Linked DNA regions of Homo sapiens: all the other regions are linked to region 1. The links are chromatin contacts, found by Hi-C or POLR2A ChIA-PET in ENCODE. All regions are on one chromosome and are shown on one strand. Each heading gives the region's core, a stretch centred on a gene start or an enhancer-like site at or near the end of the contact. The rest is flanking DNA. Distances are from core to core; before and after follow the strand shown. Region 1 holds the start of LINC01973 (long intergenic non-protein coding RNA 1973). Region 2 holds the start of SOCS3 (suppressor of cytokine signaling 3). Region 3 overlaps SEPTIN9 (septin 9). Region 4 has its middle 11 kb from the start of TMEM235. Region 5 overlaps C17orf99 (chromosome 17 open reading frame 99).

Evidence for each region. A loop is a pair of places that touch in the nucleus more often than their neighbours do. ChIA-PET counts read pairs that join two places held with the same protein, here RNA polymerase II (POLR2A). Pooled maps may share reads with other maps.
Region 2: a loop to region 1 is called in a map of CD8-positive, alpha-beta T cell, with 4 times the contacts of the local background. The contact joins the promoter of SOCS3 here to the promoter of LINC01973 in region 1. A Hi-C loop is called at or near these places in 2 of 168 maps with a recorded cell type or tissue (CD8-positive, alpha-beta T cell and naive thymus-derived CD4-positive, alpha-beta T cell) and 7 of 50 pooled maps.
Region 3: a pooled map shows a loop between it and region 1 (3-fold over the local background). The contact joins the enhancer-like site here to the promoter of LINC01973 in region 1. A Hi-C loop is called at or near these places in 1 of 37 single-sample maps with no recorded cell type and 4 of 50 pooled maps. POLR2A ChIA-PET finds 5 or more read pairs at or near these places in 2 of 52 experiments (activated CD4-positive, alpha-beta T cell and activated T-cell).
Region 4: a loop to region 1 is called in a pooled map, with 4 times the contacts of the local background. The contact joins the enhancer-like site here to the promoter of LINC01973 in region 1. A Hi-C loop is called at or near these places in 1 of 168 maps with a recorded cell type or tissue (naive thymus-derived CD4-positive, alpha-beta T cell), 3 of 37 single-sample maps with no recorded cell type and 9 of 50 pooled maps. POLR2A ChIA-PET finds 5 or more read pairs at or near these places in 1 of 52 experiments (activated CD4-positive, alpha-beta T cell).
Region 5: a loop to region 1 is called in a map with no recorded cell type, with 2.7 times the contacts of the local background. The contact joins the enhancer-like site here to the promoter of LINC01973 in region 1. A Hi-C loop is called at or near these places in 2 of 37 single-sample maps with no recorded cell type and 1 of 50 pooled maps. POLR2A ChIA-PET finds 5 or more read pairs at or near these places in 1 of 52 experiments (activated naive CD8-positive, alpha-beta T cell).

The regions. Positions count from the first base shown.
Region 1 is chr17:77,882,759-77,885,571 of GRCh38, reverse strand. LINC01973 (long intergenic non-protein coding RNA 1973) reads left to right here and starts at 1,485. Exons shown (of 2, transcript NR_028337.1): 1 at 1,485-1,650; 2 at 2,034-2,813. RefSeq lists an enhancer at 2,648-2,813.
Region 2 is chr17:78,358,514-78,361,326 of GRCh38, reverse strand. SOCS3 (suppressor of cytokine signaling 3) reads left to right here and starts at 1,250. Exons shown (of 2, transcript NM_003955.5): 1 at 1,250-1,577; 2 at 2,144-2,813. The coding sequence starts at 2,232. SOCS3-DT (SOCS3 divergent transcript) reads right to left here and starts at 879. Exons shown (of 5, transcript NR_110847.1): 1 at 554-879. RefSeq lists silencers at 349-398, 629-828, 889-1,198, 1,209-1,488, 1,899-2,138 and an enhancer at 1,246-1,894.
Region 3 is chr17:77,471,496-77,474,308 of GRCh38, reverse strand. All of the region lies in intron 3 of SEPTIN9 (septin 9), which reads right to left. Among named protein-coding and RNA genes, the nearest start is that of MIR4316, 76 kb to the right of the region's middle. RefSeq lists enhancers at 1-367, 1,053-1,758, 1,753-1,882, 2,243-2,382, 1,759-2,466 and 1 more. Within about 2 kb of position 1,393, at least 28 of the 41 ENCODE cell types and tissues checked have a DNase peak (open chromatin) inside an H3K27ac peak, as active enhancers do.
Region 4 is chr17:78,241,158-78,243,970 of GRCh38, reverse strand. No RefSeq gene overlaps it. Among named protein-coding and RNA genes, the nearest start is that of TMEM235, 11 kb to the right of the region's middle. RefSeq lists enhancers at 1,267-1,416, 1,427-1,556, 2,027-2,146 and a silencer at 2,307-2,356. Within about 2 kb of position 1,475, at least 4 of the 41 ENCODE cell types and tissues checked have a DNase peak (open chromatin) inside an H3K27ac peak, as active enhancers do.
Region 5 is chr17:78,150,216-78,153,028 of GRCh38, reverse strand. The region is part of intron 2 of C17orf99 (chromosome 17 open reading frame 99); the gene reads right to left. Among named protein-coding and RNA genes, the nearest start is that of C17orf99, 5.2 kb to the right of the region's middle. RefSeq lists enhancers at 121-697, 698-1,275. Within about 2 kb of position 1,453, at least 4 of the 41 ENCODE cell types and tissues checked have a DNase peak (open chromatin) inside an H3K27ac peak, as active enhancers do.

The DNA of each region.
Region 1 (2,813 bases), core at 236-2,735:
TTCTTTCCTGTCTCCAATCATCCACCCACCCACCTATCCATCCACCCACCCGCCCATCCATCCATCCACCCACTCACCCATCCATCCATCCACCTACCCACCCACCCATCCATTCATCCACCCACCCATCCATTCATCCATTCTTTCACCTAGTCATCCACCGATTCAACCACCCATCCACCCATCCAGTTATCTACCCACCCACCCATTCACCACCCACCCACCCACCCATCCATCCACCCATCCATCCAATCATCCACCCATCCATCCAACCACCTATCCACCCACCCTTTCACCCATCCACCCATCTATCTATCTATCCATCCATCCTCCATCCATCCATCCATTCATTTAACAAAAGAGACAATCTCCTGTCCCCTTTGGGAACACTGCCAAGTTTTCTCTGCCTTGCAGCTGGGTCGAGTTGACATTTGGCAGAAGGAGGTGGGTGGTACATTTTGCATCAGGGCCTAGGCCTGCCTCAGACACAGGTGTTCAGCTCCATGCCAGGACTAATGCTGGGCATGGAAAGCTGGAGAGGTGGCTTTGTGCCCAGGGCCGGTTGTAGCATCTTGGCATGTTTCTGTTCCCAAAGTCCCCAGTGGGCACAGGGACATTCAGCCATCTTCAGAGATAGCTACCATTTAAAGCAACAAGGAGATAGGACAACCATCACTTTCCCTGACTCCAGTGAGACCTGGAGGCTGTCCTGCAAGTGAGATGCCACCTTAAGCTCTTCATGAGCAGAGTTGCCCATAGCCCTTAGCTCACTGCAGGAAGCAACCAATGTGGCCCCCACATTAGTAGCCCTCAGAGCCAGACCAAGTTCAAAATTTGGTTAACAAACCTGTAGGCTTCTTCTTGTTTTCAAATGTCACAGAAAATCTTTTTGTGCTATTGTAGGAATGGAATCTCTCCTTCCTTCAGCCTCATCTGAGTTGAGGTGGGGAGAGTTGGACACAAAGTTCAAGGGGAGAGAACACTCAAAACAGCCCCCAGAAAGCCAAGGCAGGGGTTGGCACACCAAAATGACACAGAGACAGCTCCATGCCCTAATGGGTCGATCCCATCCTTCAATAACAGTGGGTGGCTGGGATCTTCTGCATTTCACGGGAGGCTCAGGGAGATGAAGCAACTTGCCTGAGGTGTCACAGGTGTAGGAAGGAGAGTAGGGGCAGATGGGGCCCAACTCCAGGTTTGCCTGGATGCAGAGCCACGCGTTCCCCCCGCCTCCTCCTTGATGGGTTCTCTCTGCACGCTTCAGGGTGCCCCCATGCTCTGCTCGGCCCCTGCAGCAGGAGGGCACAGAGCTCACTGCTGGCTGGTCTCCATGGCAACAGCTGACGAGTCTGCATCAGATGATGGCAGAGCTGCCTTGGAGCGCGAGCTTGGCTGTGACGGCAGGGACTTGGGAGGAGAGGAGCTGGAGGAGTGGGGGATGGGGCATGAGCTGGGGTGCCGGATGGGCTGCTCTCCCAGCAGCCATTTGGAAGATGCTTCCAGTCAAGTCTCAATCTCAGTCGGTCACTGGTCCATGTATATTTCATGGACATCTACCCTGTGCTGGGCACTGGGCAGACAACAGTCTACTGGACCCAGTCTCACTCTCAAGGGGACTGTAGTCCAAGAGAGAGGCAGGTAGATTATCAGGTAATTCCAGCTCACCACGATTGATGGGAAGGTAGGGAAAGTTTGGGATACATGCAAGGCCGTAGGAGAGGCACCCCACCGGGGCTTGGGGGCAGGAAAGTTTTCCAGGAGAGAGGGATATCTACGTGGCTTTCTGGCGGGGGGGGGGGGGTCGGGGAGAGAGAGAGAGGGAGAGAGGGAGAGAGAGAGAGATGAATGAGATCTGCCAGGAGTCCTCAGTGCCTGGAGCTCCAAGGGAGGAAGGCTAGGGAGGGAAGCCATGCTTGTCCTGGGGCCGAGATGAGGAGGAAGGGGAGGGTCTGCTCCAGGCCAGCCCTGGACAAGGGGATAAATTTTGTCTTCACCAGACACTGAATTGGTCATCCTCACCTCCCACCTTACAGATGAAGAAACTGAGGCTCAAAGAGCCACAGCGGGACGGAGGAGGTGGACCCGGCTCTGATGCAGGTGGCTGGTTCGATGGCAGACTCCCCTGTGCCGAGACTCCCAGACCAAATCCGGAGGTCCTGGAGTAGAGTGGGTGGGTCCGCCAGGGCATGGCCAGGCTGCCTGTCTCTGGAGACTCCCCCAAGGAAGTTTCTTGACCTTGAGGATGATAACGCAGGGCAGGCTCTTGAGGGCTGTGCAGGGACTCCCTGGAGAGCCCTGGGAAAAGCAGGTCCCCGCCTGCCTGGGCCTCTGCCTCTGCTGCAGGGGCCAGCACAGGTGTCAGGTCCCCACACATTTCATGTCCAGGCCATTTTCCCACTCTAGGGCCAAGGCTGGGCACTTCCCAGTCAGTGGCACAGCTGGTACTGTGGGGTCTCTCGCTCTGCAAAGGTTGGTTTCAATCCCAAGTGTCACTGCTGGAAACACTGGCCACCCCGGGACATGTGGTCTTGCCAGTCCTTCTGCAGGGCTCTGTTTCTTAGGTCCCAATCATCTGCAGGGAGCACTAGTCCGAGATCTTCCAAGATGCTGGGCAGGAACAAGCCTGCTATGCTCATTCCCAAAGGACTCCACATCTAGATAAATGAAGGCCTGGAAGGCTCTTTGGCTCTACACTAGCAAAACAGCTTACGTCACCCTGCCTAAAGAGACAGTCAGGAAATCCCCTTGTTCCTGGGCGAGGAGAAGCTGGCCCACACGGAGTGACGGCATTGAGCAGATACTACCCTTGGCTC
Region 2 (2,813 bases), core at 1-2,500, 480 kb before region 1:
CAAACTATCTACGTCAGTGCCAACGTGACCAGCAGCAAACCAATCTTTCACCTCAATCACTTCCTCTCCTCCCCTCTACCCCCTCCCCGCCAGTGATCAAGTCCTCCCCCACCCCAAGAGAGGCAGGGGGTCACATTCCAGGGGGTGTGGGCCATCTGGCAGTAGCCTGAACCCCGGAAAACTGCTTTCCGGAAATTCTCTCCTGCTAGAATTTTATTCCCAGGTCTGACCCCAGCCTGGGGTGTGAATGCCCCCTTCTCGGCCACCTTTCCAGCTCCGGAGACAGCCATTCCCGCAGATCCCTGGCGTGCCTATTCCAAGGCCTGGGCCGCGCAGCACCAAACTGCCCTCCCCTAGGAGACCCCAGGGCGCCCTCTGGCGGACGCGGGCCGTAGGTTGGGGCCATCGTTCCACCTCGAGCTCTCCAGCCCGGCCGAGAGCACCTGGCCCAACCCACACCGGACCAACCAGGTTTGCAGACCCCAGTGCATGAAAGCGTTTTCATAGGGGAGGGGAGGGGGGCTCCACACTCGCGTCAGGGTTGGCAAAGAACCTGGCAGTGGGCCGAGGCTGGGTAGCTGCCACGAAGGGGCGTCCCCTGCAGCCCTGGGTCTCCCCTCTGGAATCTGCCCGCAGGTGACTGTCGCACGTCTCCAACCTCCGGCTCCCGGGTCTGACCCCAGCCCCGCTGCCTGGCTGTGGGGTAGCCCCACTTCCCTTTCGGCTGGCCCGGGCCGCCTGACCCGCAGTTGGGCCCTCGGGGAGGCCCGGGTGGCGGCGAGGGGGTGTCCCCGCGGGGTCCGGGAAAAGGGGAAGGGGAACCGGGAGGCTCTCCAGGTCGGCCTCCTAGAACTGCCCGCTCTCCCGAAGCGGCGCCCCCGCCTCTGCCAGAAATCAGCCTTCTTAGAAGGGAGGGGGGTGGGGGGAAAGTGTGAATGAGAAGTTGGGGGCGGAGCGCGCGGCGGGGAGGGGCCGCTGCCAGGAACGCGCCGCCGGGGCTGGCGCCGCGCCCACCGGCCGCCTCGGCCGCCTCTCGTCGCGCTTTGTCTCCGCGCGCGTCCCTCCCGGTCCCTGCCCCTGCTCGCGGCCCGCCCTCGGCGCCCGCGGCCCCTCCCTCACCCTCCGCGCTCAGCCTTTCTCTGCTGCGAGTAGTGACTAAACATTACAAGAAGGCCGGCCGCGCAGTTCCAGGAATCGGGGGGCGGGGCGCGGCGGCCGCCTATATACCCGCGAGCGCGGCCTCCGCGGCGGCTCCGACTTGGACTCCCTGCTCCGCTGCTGCCGCTTCGGCCCCGCACGCAGCCAGCCGCCAGCCGCCCGCCCGGCCCAGCTCCCGCCGCGGCCCCTTGCCGCGGTCCCTCTCCTGGTCCCCTCCCGGTTGGTCCGGGGGTGCGCAGGGGGCAGGGCGGGCGCCCAGGGGAAGCTCGAGGGACGCGCGCGCGAAGGCTCCTTTGTGGACTTCACGGCCGCCAACATCTGGGCGCAGCGCGGGCCACCGCTGGCCGTCTCGCCGCCGCGTCGCCTTGGGGACCCGAGGGGGCTCAGCCCCAAGGACGGAGACTTCGATTCGGGACCAGGTAGGAAGGAGGAGCGCGGCGTGGGGAGGGGTCTCGCTCAGTCCCGGGAGCTTTTCCCGGTTTCCCCTCCCCTTCCCGGGTCATTCCCGGCAGGGAGGTGACGAGGTAGGGGCAGAGCGGATGGAAGCCGGAGATCCCAGGTTCCCGGAATACTCCGGCTGGGGCCTTCGGGCTTCTCCTGTCCCCTCCCTACCCCCGTGCCTCGGGTTTCTCCCTCCGTCCACACCGCCCGGGGCTACTGGACTGAGCGGCGCCCAGGCAGTCCCGGGGGCCCTTCTCCTGCTCCCCACCCGGCCACACTCCTGGAGACCTAACTTCCGCGCGCGAGTTTCCCACGCTGCGCCCTTGCAGTGCGCGCCTGGGAAGGGGCTGCCCGGGGCCACCCTGCCGGCAGGGGCGGGAGCCGTGCGGGCTCCGTGAGGCGCCTGGATCGGAGCGCGGGCCCAGGAGAGGGCCCCCGGGGCAGTGGGTGCCCCAGTCGCTCGGCGAAGGCAGGGGAGCCGGGGCGGGCCGGGCGCGCTGGAGGGTTCCGGGCACTCAACGCGCTCGCGCCTTCCTCTCCGCAGCCCCCCGGGATGCGGTAGCGGCCGCTGTGCGGAGGCCGCGAAGCAGCTGCAGCCGCCGCCGCGCAGATCCACGCTGGCTCCGTGCGCCATGGTCACCCACAGCAAGTTTCCCGCCGCCGGGATGAGCCGCCCCCTGGACACCAGCCTGCGCCTCAAGACCTTCAGCTCCAAGAGCGAGTACCAGCTGGTGGTGAACGCAGTGCGCAAGCTGCAGGAGAGCGGCTTCTACTGGAGCGCAGTGACCGGCGGCGAGGCGAACCTGCTGCTCAGTGCCGAGCCCGCCGGCACCTTTCTGATCCGCGACAGCTCGGACCAGCGCCACTTCTTCACGCTCAGCGTCAAGACCCAGTCTGGGACCAAGAACCTGCGCATCCAGTGTGAGGGGGGCAGCTTCTCTCTGCAGAGCGATCCCCGGAGCACGCAGCCCGTGCCCCGCTTCGACTGCGTGCTCAAGCTGGTGCACCACTACATGCCGCCCCCTGGAGCCCCCTCCTTCCCCTCGCCACCTACTGAACCCTCCTCCGAGGTGCCCGAGCAGCCGTCTGCCCAGCCACTCCCTGGGAGTCCCCCCAGAAGAGCCTATTACATCTACTCCGGGGGCGAGAAGATCCCCCTGGTGTTGAGCCGGCCCCTCTCCTCCAACGTGGCCACTCTTCAGCATCTCTGTCGG
Region 3 (2,813 bases), core at 144-2,643, 410 kb after region 1:
CTCCCAGGACACAGATGCTTACTTGAGAAACCCTAGTGCACCAGGGGTCCCACAGCCAAAATAAAGAGGCAGAGCTGCCCTGGGGCCCCTGCCAAAGCTCCCAGGTAGATCTACCCAGCAGACACCAAAATGTCCATCCCTCATCTGAAAACTCCACCTCCAGGAGGCCGCCCCAGGTTGGGCTGACAAAATCCACAGAGACCTCAATGATGACTTCTCACTTCAGGTATGAGTGAGTGGGTGGAGGGAGAAGCTATTGTTAACTATTAACAGTTCAGGAAATGCAGGTAAAGGAAAGAGAATGGTAAGGCGACAGGGCTGGAAACTAGACACACGTGCAGAGGTGAGCAGACCTCAGAGAAAGAACTGCTCTGGAACAAGATGGTAAAGAAACTATAGACAATAATGGTAGACGATGATCCTGGGGTCCTAGTGGACCAGGACCATAACATTGATTCATTTGACAAGTATTTATTGAGTGTCTACTTCACAGTAACAAAAAGATGACACTACAGGCTTGAGAGTAGTCAGAATGAAAACAGTGGTGGCACATGGGAATTTGAAGTTCATTTATTTAAATGTTTATTAGCCGAGACTTCCGGACAGATTTGAAGCAGTCTTTAACATGTAAGGAATTCACAATCTGATACAGTAGTACAGGACATGTGTGTGCCACAAACCTCTGGTGAAAAGTAAAGACTCTCCCTAGAAAAGTATACATTGAAGACAGACAGACAGACACACACGTATTTTGAACGGTTCATCAAAGAATCCCTAGGCCCGTGGATCCCAGTTAAAAAAATAACTTGGCACTCTGGGAGGCCGAGGCGGGAGGATCGTTTGAGCCCAGGAGTTCAAGACCAGCCTGGGCAACGTAGCGAGACCCCATCCCTATAAAATGAAATAAAATAAAATGAGAATTAAAAAAAACAAACAAACTTGGTGTGATGAGAACTTACAGAATTTAATAGGGTTATCTCAGCATTACCTGCAGCACTCTCTAAACTTTTGACCACACACACAAAGTTCTGGGTTCTACAGCTAGAGAAGAGGGAGAGCAGGTTAAAAACAATTATTCAAGGTGGAAGATGAGTCTGAGAAACAAAGAGGTAAGAGGAGAAGACTGAGGCCAGCTGCTCTCCATCCCTGAGCTCCGGCAGGAGGAAGCTCTCAAGTGAGAACAAGTTGCTGTTTGCGGAGTGGACTCCAGAGCGGGTGGACAGAGACGATAAGGAATGTCATCCCTGGGGGGCTCTGAAAACAGGATATTTTCCCATCTCAACTCTGCTTTTCACTGCATTGTGTTCCTACTGACCTACCCAAGCTACTACAAACACTCCATAAATGTCACTGGGGACTTCCTGTTCTCTTCTAAAGATGGAAACACTGAATATAAATGACCAAATTGTGCAAATGTGTGTGGGTGGGGGATCAAGGACTGAATTTTTAAAATGCACACAGCTCATCTAATTTGTTAACTAACTCCAAATCAAATTACACTTCACACTTTGTATGGGACAGGAAGCGTCTCCTCAAAGCCTGGTTAGGACCTGGGATGCCGGAAATCTGAGACTCTGCCTTCCCCTCCTGAGACACTCTGAAACCCTGCTTAGAAATCGAGCACAATGGCTCTGGCCTCCCAGAGAAAGACACGGATTTGCAAAGGCAAAGAGCTGCATTTTTCTCCGAGCTGGAGCTCTTTCCGGTTTCCACTATGGGGCTTAAACAAAACTGCAGCTTTACAGTTCCCCTGTTGGTGTTTTCTCCTTCTTGGTGACTAACAAGGTGGAAGAGCCAACAAGAACCCTGTGTGCTCCTTTGCAGGACCTGGAAGGGACAGGTGGTGTGAGTCTGTCTCCATCCAGCCTCCTCTTTCATTCATTCAGGGGCCGAGGCGCCCCCGAGGCAGGGGGCGGGGGTCCCCACTTTTACTGCCGGCCAAGGTTCCTCCAGCTTTTCCCTCGCCAAACCCTTTCAAGCAAACCTCTCCTCTATTGTGGAGGAAGGAATCTCAAGCAGTTTTGCCTTTCTGCCAGCACGGTTTCAATTGGCCCCAGTCGGTAAAGTCAAATTTGGACAAGGTCCAAGGGCTCCTCACACCACCCGCCGCTTTCTGGAAGAGGCCCTCCTCTGTTCTTTCATTTGCAACCCACCACCTCCCTAGCCTGAGTTTTTTCACCCAGGCTCCGCGGCCTATTGAGACATCAATCTTGGGCCAGAGCAAGCTCTGACCTGCAAACCATCACCATTCACTTCCTAAAGAGCCACTCTCAGAACTTAGGCTGCAGGGAGGGCAGGCCAAGGATGAATCCTCTGACTTCTGGTGCGGTGTGTGGTGGGGGGGGCTATTTTATATTCTGTTTTCTGCTGCCCCCTTGCCTTGTCTCAGGCTCTGAAGTGGATCCACTGCAGAGGGAGGGTCAGGGAATGGCCCTGATGCCTTCCCCACCCCAAGGAACCTTCCAGCAGGAGCGGCCCCTACCTCAAAGCAACCCCAAGATCCAGCCCGTGCCAGCCCTCCAGCCATGTCCACAGTGGCCTGTCAACCAGAGATTCCTTTAGTTCCTGGCAAATCTGCAAACTTACAAAGAGAAAGAAAAGTTCCCCCGTGGGTGGGTGGACACTGGCCATCTGTCACAGGCTGGAATTTCCTCTTATCAGGGATGTCCCCTAAGCAGGGGTTGGGGAGGGCAGGGCCCAGAGCTTCCCTCTCTCCAGCCCCTTCTGCTATCAGCAGACCTGTCAGCAGATACACAGCAGAGCTCAGCAGTGAGGCAACAACAGGGGCTGTGGGGGCTGGGGCTCCGCCTCCC
Region 4 (2,813 bases), core at 226-2,725, 360 kb before region 1:
GTTCCCAGGGCCCCAGAACTGCTGTCCTGTGCTGGAGAAGGTGGTAACTCAGAGAATCAAAAGAAAGCCAGCAACTCGCATGCCTGTAATCCCAGCATTTTGGGAGGCCGAGGCAGGTGGATCACCTGAGGTCAGGAGTTCAAGACCAGCCTGGCCAACATGGAGAAACCCCCATCTGTACTAAAAGCACAAAAATCAGCAGGGCATGGTGGCAGGTGCCTGTAATCCCAGCTACTCAGGAGGCTGAGGCAGGAGAATCGCTTGAACCCGGGAAGCGGAGGTTGCGGTGAGCCGATATCACGCCATTGCACTCCAGCCTGGGTGACAAGAGCAAGACTCCGTCTCAAAAAAAAAAAAAAAAAGAAGGAAGCCAGTAACTCTAAGCCCCTGTAATTCCGTGTCTCCCTTACTGCCCTGTCTGGGGCAAGCACCAGCAAAAGTGCATTATATTGGTTATCCATTGCTGCATAACAAATGACCCCAAAACATACTGCCTTAAAGCAACAATCATTATTTCCCATAGCACTGTGGGTTAGGAATTGGAGAGTGAGCCGGGTGTGGTGGCTCACGCACACCTGTAGTCAATCCCAGCACTTTGGAACGCCGGGGCAGGTGGACTGCTTGAGCCCAGAAGTTTGAGACCAGCCTGGCCAACATGGTGCAACTCCGTCTCTACAAACACAAAAAGTAGCCAGGTGGCTGGATGTGGTGGCTCACGTCTGTAATCCCAGCACTTTAGGAGGCCGAGGCATGGGGTATCGCCTGAGGTCAGAAGTTGGAGATCAGCCTGGCCAACATGGTAAAACCCCATCTCTACTAAAAATACAAAAATCAGCCAGGCACGGTAGCACGCATCTGTAATCCCAGCTACTTGGGAGGCTGAGGCAGGAGAATCGCTTGAACTCGGGAGGCAGAGGTTGCAGTGAGCCAAGATCGCACCACTGCACTCCAGACTGGGCGACAGAGCAAAAACTCTGTCTCAAAAAAAACCAAAACCAAACAAACAAAAAAAGTAACCAGGCCTGGTGACTCACACCTGTGGTCCCAGCTACTCGAGAGGCTGAGGTGGGAGGATCACTTGAGCCCAGAAGGGCCATGCCTCAGTGAGCCGAGATGGAGCCACTGCTCTCCAGCCTAGGTGACAGAGTGAGACCCTGTCTCAAAAAAAAAGCGGGGGAGAGGCGGAATTTGGGAGTGGCTTACAGCTGGAAAGTTCTGGTTTGGAGTTTCTCACGAGGTTGCCGTCAAGACATCAGTGAGAACTGCATTATCTGAATAATCCTCTCGCAGGTGGTGTCCTCACACAGCTGACACGCTGCTGCTGCTGTTGGCGGAGGCCTCAGTCCTGTCCATGTGAGCATCTCCTCAGGGCTTCCTGAGTGTCTTCACAGTCTGATGACTTGCTTCCCCTAGGGTGAGCAGTCTGAGACCGAGGCAGAAGCTGCCTTTTTATGACCCCCTCACACGCTGGTACTTCCTACTTGACACCCAAGTCAGCGCTGACTCAGTGTGGTAAGGCCTACAGAGGCGTGAGCACCAGGAGATGAGGACAGATGGGGGCTCTCTTGCGGGCTGCCTACTGCATTTATAAATGCTGGTTGGGCATAGGGCCTGAGCTGATGAGAGGCCCCTGTCCTCACAGAGGTCAGGCCCCTGGCAGGGGCACCTACCAGGTGGTGCAGATAAACATGCCCGAGTGGGATGCCAGTGGGCCCAGGACCTGGCGGAGCTGGGCCATCCCTGGAGAAGGGGCTTTGCTGTGGCGAGAGGAGCAAGCGCCTTCGATGCTGGGGGAAGGGCCTCTGAGTCAGGGCTTGTTTCTGGCACGTGCACACGCTTGCTCACACACACACAGAACACCTCTGGATGGACAGACGTGCGCACAGCTGGTGACAGTGTTTACTCGCCTTTGTGCTATTTGTGGCACAAGGGCACGTGTTACCTATTTTGAAAAATTCTAAGAAAAAATTGAAGAAAGAGGCCCACGTGGGCCAGTGGATCCCACCGTGGGAACCACCATTGCAAGCGGTTTTGGTGCACAGGCTCTCTCCTCTTGCTGTAAACGACGCAGCACCATTTGAGCCTGATGTCATGTTGTCTATTCTGGGTGACCTTGAACCATGCACTGTCTCTTCCCTGGGAGGCACTCATCCGCCTCTTAATCACAGCTGCAAAGCCTGACACTCAGAGAACCATGAACACAGACAGAACCCTTGGGCCAATCACTGTGGAGACTAGCCAGAGAGTGAGGGAGTTAACTGGCCATTCAGAGGGTAAGGAACACTGACTGGCCAATCAGAGAGTGTGGGGCATCAACTGGCCAGAGTGGAGTCAACTAGCCAATCAGAGGGTGAGGGATGTGGCTGGCCAGTCAGAGTGAAGGAGTTGACTAGCCAATCAGAGCGTGAGGGAGTCCACTAACCAACCAGAGGGTGAGGGATGTGGCTGGCCAATGAGAGAGTGAAGAAGTTACCTGGCCTGGCTAAGTTCCACACGCCCCAGAACACGTGGAGGCAAGGTGGGCAGCTCTGTTCTGGAAGGGAAGGGTCAAGCAGCACACCCTCCCCACCACACACACTCTCCGGGAACGCTGGTGGTCCCAGCAGCCCCTCCCCGGTGTGTCTTCCCCAGTGTCCTATCCCCAGAGCCCAAGCACATCTGCCGTGAGAGGCCTGAAGTTAGGCTCACATCCCTGGCTTCCCAGCAAACCCCCAGGAGAAGCCTCATCAGCAGAAGTTGGGGGCCAGGAGGAGGAGAGGAAGAGTCCGCCACACCTTTCCTCCCAAGCTGAGAGGACATGCCCACGAAGCCAG
Region 5 (2,813 bases), core at 204-2,703, 270 kb before region 1:
ATTCACTGCAACCTCTGCCTCCCTGTTTCAAGTGATTCTCCGCCTCACCCTCCTGAGTAGCTGGTATTACAGGTGCATGCCACCATGCTTGGCTAATTTTTGTATTTTTAATAGAGATGGGGTTTCACCATGTTGGCCAGGCTGGTCTACAACTCCTGACCTCAAGTGATCCACCCACCTCAGCCTTCCAAAGTGCTGGGATTATAGGCGTGAGCCACCCGCCTGGCCTATCATTTAATTCAAAATTCTTCTGCTTGTCTGGGTGTGGTGGCTCACTCCTATAATCCCAGAGCTTTTGGAGGCCTAGGCAGGGGGATCCCTTGAGCCCAGGAGTTTGAGACCAGCCTGGGCAAAAAAGCAAGATCCTGTCTCTAAGAAAAAAAAAAAAAAAATTGGCTGGGTGCAGTGGCTCATGCCTATAATCCTAACACTTTGGGAGGTCAAGGTGGGTGAATCACTTGAACTCAGAAGTTCGAGACCAGCCGGGCCAACATGGCAAAACCCCATCTCTACTAAAAATACAAAAATTAGCTGGGCATGGTGGCATGTGCCTGTAATCCCAGCTACTCAGCAGGTTGAGGTGGGAGGATCTCTTGAACCTGGAAGGTGGAGGCTGCAGCGAGCCAAGATTGCACCACTGCACTCCAGCCTGGGTGACAAAGTGAGACCCTGTCTCAAAAAAAAAAAAAAAAATTAAGCAGGCATGGTGGTATGCACCAGCTACTCAGGAGGCTGACATGGGAGGATGTTTGAGCCCAGGAGGTTGAGGCTTTAGTGAGCTGTAATCGCGCCACTGCACTCCAGCCTGGGTGACAGAGCGAGACCCTGTCTCAAAATAAGTAAGTAAATAAATAAATAAATAAATAAAATTCATCTGCTCTGCAAGAGCATTTAAATAATGGGATGGCACACTCAAAATTTGATAAAGTGACGACAGGGCTGCCCTCGGGACAGGAAGCTAAGCCAAGCCCAGGCTGGGCACGGGGTCACTGCAGGGAAACTGTGGAGGGCTCATGTCCAGGCCCGGACATGGTGCTGGTGCTCTGAGTGACTCCAAGGCCCTTCCAGATTGTGCTACCCCTCTCCAGACTGGTCTCTGTGACAACAGGAAGCTTAGAAATTCCAGTCCCAACCCTGGAGGTTGCAACTCATTAGACCTAGGGAGGGGCTCTGAGATCTGACTTTGAATAAGCCGCCGTCCGTTAAGGGTTGAATTATGTCCTCCAAAAAGATAGGTTCCAATGGTGACTCCCAGGACCTGCCCATGGGAACATATTTGGAAATCAGGTTTTTACAGATGGCTCCCCCTCTCTCATGTTAAATATTAACTCCAGTAATTCATGCTGGATTAGGGTGGGGCCTGAGGAGAAGAGGAAAGGAGACTCAGACACACACCGGGAGAATGGCATGAGGGAGGCAACCCCCAGAAACCAGGACAGGAGCCAGGAGCAGGTGCTCCCGCGGGGCCTTGGGAGGACCCAGCCCTGCAGACTCTGAGTCTTGGAATGCAGCTTCCAGCACTGTCAGAGAATGTGTTTCCTTCCTTGTTGGTGTTGTTTTTTGGTTGTCTTTTGTCTTTTGCTTTTTTTTTTTTTTTTTTTTTTTGAGACAGAGTCTTGCTCTGTCGCTCAGGCTGGAGTGCAGTGGCACGATCTCGGCTCACTGCAACCTCCGCCTCTGGTTTCAAGCGATTCTTGTGCTTCAGCCTCCTGAGTAGCTGGGATTACAGGCACACACCACCATACCTGGCTGATTGTTGCATTTTTAGTAGAGACAGGGTTTCCGCATGTTGGCCAGGCTGGTCTGGAACATCTGACCTTAGGTGATCCGCCCACCTCGGCCTCCCAAAGTGCTGGGATTATGGGCCTGAGCCATTGTGCCTGGCCTTGTTTGTTTTTGTTTTTGTGAGACAGAGTCTCACTCTGTCGCCCAGGCTGCAGTGCAGTGGTGCCATCCAGGCTCACTGCAACCTCCGCCTCCCGGGTTCAAGCGATTCTCCTGCCTCAGCCTCCTGAGTAGCTGGGATTACAGGCGCCTGCCACCAAGCCTGGCTAATGTTTGTATTTTTAATAGAAATGGGGTTTCACCATGTTGGCCAGGCTGGTCTTAAACTCCTGACCTCAAGTGATCCGCCTACCTCGGCCTCCCAAAGTGCTCGATTACAGACGTGAGCCACTGTGTCCGGCCTCCTCTGTGCCGTTTGGAGTGTAGGCTCAGCCGGAATCAAAATCCCCTGTATCCTCAACCTTCCAACCAACACCCTCCATCCTCTACATCTAATGGAAACCAGATCCCTCCTTCCCAGAGCCCTGTCTACCCCTTCAGGTGTCCCAGGCGATGTGGATCCCGGCAGCCTTCATGTCATGGGGCTAGGACAAAGGGGGACAACACCTTCTTGACATTTCCCCTTCCCTAAACTTTTCTCCCCTCTCCTTGCTAAACAGCAGTTATGTCTTCAGATACATTCCACTCTGTCTTCTGGGTTACAATTATCTACCAACACCTATCCCTCCTTGAAGATGCCTGTCCATGGTTCCTACCATGCTTAATGCTATACTTGCCAGAATTCTTGGGGATTTCAAAACACACTGGCACAGTGGCTCATACCTGTAACCCCCGCACTTCGGGAGGCTAAAGAGGGAGGATTGCTTGAGGCCAGGAGTTCAAGACCAGCTGGGCAAAATAGGAAGACCCAATTGCTACAAAAAAATTTGAAATATTAGGCCAGGCAGGGTGGCTCATGCCTGTAATCCCAGCACTTTGGGAGGCTGAGGCGGGCAGATCACTTGAGCTTGAGTCTGAGACGAGCCTGG